Regions from separate parts of the Homo sapiens genome. Here region 2 is linked to region 1. A link is an interaction called in ENCODE POLR2A ChIA-PET data of the cell type or tissue named here. Cell type or tissue: MCF 10A. All regions are shown on one strand. Region 1 overlaps NFE2L1 (NFE2 like bZIP transcription factor 1). Region 2 holds the start of SNX11 (sorting nexin 11).

Region 1 (2,500 bases):
GAGCAGAGACTGGGAAGCACACTTCAGAACACTGTGCCAAGATTAGAGCCCACTTGAAGGAAAGGGGAAGCAGAAGAGAGGTGAAGTTCCAAGTGGCCCTGTAAGAAGCTAAATTAACAGGCCCTGAAAGGTAAGAAATGTTCCTGGCTCCTGCGCTCAGATAATCCTAGTCTCTCTCAAAGCAGGTCCAGTATGAGCCATTTGAGCACAGAGCCGAGTGTCTCAATCCCTGCACTACTGACACTTGGGGTCAGACAAATCTGTTGTTTGAAGGTGTTCTGTGCCATTCAAGATGTTAACCAGCATCCTTGGCCCCTACCCACTAGGTGCCAGTAGCAACCCCGCCCCAAGATGTGACAACCAAAACTGTTTCACGATATTGCCACCTGCACCCTCGGGGACAAAATCACCCCCAGTTGAGGACCACTGGCCTAGAACAAGCCATACTCTTTGACAGTCACTAACAGTCAGAGAACTAAGCTCAGGAAAAGACTACAGAGCAGGGAAGGAGGGAAAACGTGGTCTGACCTGGCAGGCAGAGAAGCCCATTTCTGTAACATCTGTAAAACTTTTTACATTCCTTCACATGCCACCTCCAAAAACCCAATCGGGCTTTCTCCTTCCCTAATGGCCAGGGGAGTGCAGTGGGCCTCTTTCCCGGCTACTTAAGGCTGGATGGCAAGCGAGAGCCATACAAACCCAGAGCTCAAAGCAATCTTATGTTGGTGAGGCAGGGGCAGCAGCAGCCATTCACATCTTGAAAGGCAAAGAACTGCATCGCTTTCTGCCCAGAACAGTATGTCAGCCATGTGACAAGAGCTAAGGATCTCTTCTGACAGCTCAAAGCAAGTTGACTTGGGCAGCAGAATGCAGTTTCTCTTTCTAGCTCCCAGACTTCTCTTCCCTACTCCCTGCAGTGGGCCTTTTGCAAAGATTGGAAGCCTTGGCCCTCTCCTGGCCAAGAATAACTATCCAAATCTACCCTTTGGCTCAGGCCCAGGAGGTCTGAATTATCAGGACAATACAACAACAGGCCTCGCCACAAAGGAGAACTTCAGGGTATGTCTGTGTTCTGATGTGGGGGGAGGTACAAAACAAGAGTCCAAAAAGTATTTGTGTCTTAGCAACAGATGTACACTGCATCAAAGCCCATCACAACATGACTCCTCCCCCACCCCAGGCCTCCAGCAGTCACGCTGAAATCCAAGCAGTAAACACCCTGGCATGTGTAGGAACCTCCCACTGCCCTGACAGTACATTTAGAGGTAGGTCAATGGTTCAACACAGGGAAATGCTCCCAGCCCCCAATCCTAAAGTCAGAAAGTTCAGCCCATCCCTACCCAAGAACAGTGCCTGAGGCCCTGCTGAAACCTGTCTGGCTCTTTACAGGGCTCAGTGTTCTGACCACAATCCTTTGGGACCAGCCCACCCCCAAGCCCCAGGCCCCACACACCCACCACAGGTCCACTAACCTCTTTGGTTAAGTCTCCACTGACTGGGGGGGCTACAGCCCCCAAATCCTCCAAATCTTCACCGAATCCCTGCTCCGTTTCGCTTTCTCGCACCCCGTTGTCTGGGCCTGTCACATCTTGGAGGCCACTGGAACTCTCGAGGGCGAGGCCTGAGTTGGGCTGACTGCCAGAGACAGACCCCTCTGGGTCTCGGTGAACCAGCCAGGCATTTACCTCAGTGGTTGGCACCTGGAACCTGTCCAGGGCCCTCACCTGACTGAGGAGCCGCCGGGCAGTGAAGTAATTGTCCAGGTCTATGCTCTTGGGGTGGATACCATAGCCATCCAAGGTATTCCTCAGGTTGTGGAACTGGGTCTGAGTATAGGCAGAACTGGGCCCCAGGATGATCTCCCGGAGTGGGGGAAGCTGTGAGGTCAGGTAAGTATCCACGTCCACCCGTACCCCAATCAAACTCAGCAGAATGGTGAACTGGAGAAGTCCTTCCGTTAAGTATTTCTTCAGAGAAAGCATTGCTGAAGGACCAGAATGTTTATGCTTTTTGGTTTTTAAAATCTTCCAAAAGACAAATCAAGGCCACTGCTCTGCCGCTCCAGCCAGCAGGTTACCCTCCTCAGTGTCAAACCCCGTACCCCACCCTGGCAGAACACAAGGGATGAGCTCCCTGACGGCCCCAGAGGAAAGCACACCCTGTGGAGCCAAGGCCAAGGACACACTCCAGACCACATTCACTTTCCCTTCTCGACACCTCACCTCTGAAAGTACAACTGTTCCTAACCCAGTCCAGGTCCTCAAGGGCCCACGTGACTTACTTTCTCCACAGTCCACATACAGTCACTTCCTCACTCACATTAGTTGTCCTCTCTGTAGATTCCAATGCAGGCTGTTCTCAGGAACAGCTGATGGATTTTTTTTTTCCTTCTCCCTCCTAAGGTTTATTTTCTTTGGCTGGAGCTACAGGCCTTTCGTCTTGGGTCAGAGTGTCCCGCCTCCTCCACACTTACCAGGGGGGTTTCCAGAGAAACCTGAAA
Region 2 (2,500 bases), 56 kb before region 1:
TTTTCTGGGCCCTTTCAACCACATCTGAAGTTTCCTTTACTTTCTTCACCTGTACCAGCACCAGTAGCTCTGGTGAGTACCCGATTGTTTGCTGTTTACAAAGTAGATTCATCGTAAAGCTTTCTAATATAGTAACAATGCAAGGCTTTAGTCTCACCATTTATTTTCTCTCCCATTTAAACAACTTCAAGAGACAGGTTAAGAAACAAATCAGGTGATAAAAGTAGATGGAACTACTGAGACTACCGTCCCTTCTTACTCAATCTTGAGCCTTTAGTGCCAGATGGCAGAAAGCAATTCAAAAAGCTCTCGCTCCAATTATAAATATCACAGGTACTAAACAGAGGAAGCTCCCAGTTCTGACCAAGCTCTGTGTGATCTCAACCAAGCAGTTATGCTCCATCTTTTTGTCCATCTCTAATCGTACGCCTTTCACTTGGAAGGTAAGTAACAAAGGCGACCACAATCTACCGCCAAGTCTCCCGTGTCCACGTAAAATACTCGCCATTGCCCCCAGTCTTAGCCATTTAAGTAAATGTCCCCAGAGTCTTTTACTACGGCCACTCTTTCTCCATTCTCAACAAACTAGGACCGAAAGGTCCACATGGTCCTTCTTTCTTTCCGATTAAGCTTGGGGGGTAGGAAGTGAAAGATACACTTTGAAGGTAAACTGAAAAGCCGGGTTTCCTTTCTTGGATCCCGAGCAAGCCCTTGCCTTAATCCCGGGTGGTAAGAGAGTCCCTCCCTAGGATGTAAAGCGATGCCACCATCCCGAGTGCCACTACTGACGCTCAAGCCCACGCCCCCTCACAGGAGAGCAGCACCCACTCCCCAGGCCCCGCCCACGCCCTCTCACCTGAGAACAGCACCAGCTCCCCACAGCGACACCGCCCGCGCCCCACCATATAGCCAGATCACGGCTTCTCCTTCCGGGTGAGTCGCCGGTGCCCCGGTGCACGACGGGAGACGCCCCAATCCCGGGTGCCCGGGACGCCCCGCCCCTACAGGCCCGGGCTCTGAGTGGGATTCCCGCTTCCGAATAGCGCGGCTCCGCTGGCCAAGGCCCCGGACTGGAGTCGGGATCCCCCCTCCACTCACTTGGGACGCCGGAGAGTGCACGCAGGTGCCGGGTGAGGGACGGCGAATGGATATCCAATCCGGGGCCGCGTTCCGCCCACTGTCAGGGGAAGCCAATCAGCGGCCAGGGGGCGTCAGCGACGGGCAGCCAGTGGGTCCCGGGAGCAGAGGGGTGTAAGGGGGTTGTTACTCTTGTTCTCGCTATGCGAGGGATAGTCTGCAGTGTGGGAGGTTCGGGGCTTTAGGAAGCCCACATCCCTGGATCCTCACTAAGTCCCGAGAGCCACCATTTGAACCTCGTAGTTTGCTGTTCCCCAGCGGAGCTATCAAGGGGACTCCGATTCAGATTCGTAAAGCCACGGACCGATTGTCAGAGTGAAAGTCAGACTCGAGAGGGTCCGGCGACTCAGATTGCTCACACCGAAACAAACTCGAAGCAATATCATGCAGCTAGGGAGCAAGAGAAAGCCGTTCAATGTGTTGGTGGTCTTTTAACAACTTATTTAAAGATAATTTCAGCAAGCCTAGCGCGGTGGCTCACGCCTGTAATCCCAATACTATTAGGGAGGCCGAGGCGGGAGGATCGCTTGAGGCCAGGCTTGAGACACGCCCTACCAACTTAGGGAGACCCTCGCCTCTGCAAAATATTTTAAAAATTAGCCGGGCATGGTGACACGCGCCTGTAGTCCCAGCTACTCGGGAGGCTGAGACAGGAGGATGGCTTGAACCCAGGGGTTCGAGGCTGCAGTGAGCCCTGATCACTGCAGAGCAAGACCCTGTCTGAAAAAAAGAGAGAGAGCTAAAAGGAAGAAAAGAGAGGAAAGAAAAGAAAGGGGCCGGGCACAGTGCCTCACGCCTGTACTTCCACCACTTTGGGAGGCGGAGGCGGGTGGATTACCTGAGGTCAGGAGTTCGAGACCAGCCTGGCCAACATGGTGAAACCCCGTCTCCACTAAAACTACAAAAATTAGCTGGGCGTGGTCATGGGCACCTGTAATCCCAGCTATTCAGGAGACTGACACAGGGGGATTGCTTGAACCCAGGAATCGGAGGTTGCAGTGAGACAAGATCGCGCCATTACACTCCAGCCTGGGAGACTCCATTGTAAAAAATAAATAAATAAAAAGGAAGATAGCTGGGTTCTCCTATGTGCTTCCCCTTTCTCTGTTGTGCTCTGTTGTTTTGGTACATTAAGAAAATTCAGCCTTATATAGCTATGTAGTTGAGAAAAGGAAGAGTATTTTTAGCCTTCTCAAACAATTCTGAATACTCTTCTTTGATACTACCCAAATTCAACAAATGGTAACTTTTCTTTGCTTTTTTGAGACAGGGTCCTGCTCTGTTGCCCAGGCTGGAGTGCAGTGGCAGGATCACAGCTCACTGCAGCCTCAACCTCCAGGGCTCAAGCCATCCTCCCTCCTCA

What was found. ChIA-PET counts read pairs that join two places held together with the same protein. Peaks named below come from ENCODE experiments on the same cell type or tissue, not always from the same donor. Only the 100,000 strongest peaks of a DNase experiment are listed, where the experiment ranks them.
Region 2: POLR2A ChIA-PET joins it to region 1 with 11 read pairs; 30 of 35 experiments call an interaction of 5 or more read pairs at or near these places.

Annotation. Positions count from the first base shown.
Region 1 is chr17:48,050,601-48,053,100 of GRCh38, reverse strand. NFE2L1 (NFE2 like bZIP transcription factor 1) reads right to left here. Exons shown (of 6, transcript NM_003204.3): 2 at 1,473-2,494. The coding sequence starts at 1,982. Among named protein-coding and RNA genes, the nearest start is that of NFE2L1, 3.5 kb to the right of the region's middle. In MCF 10A, no CTCF peak of the experiment used is centred here; DNase peaks (open chromatin) are centred at 1,000, 1,250 and 2,370.
Region 2 is chr17:48,106,195-48,108,694 of GRCh38, reverse strand. SNX11 (sorting nexin 11) reads right to left here and starts at 929. Exons shown (of 7, transcript NM_013323.3): 1 at 857-929. RefSeq lists a silencer at 764-923. In MCF 10A, no CTCF peak of the experiment used is centred here; a DNase peak (open chromatin) is centred at 1,034.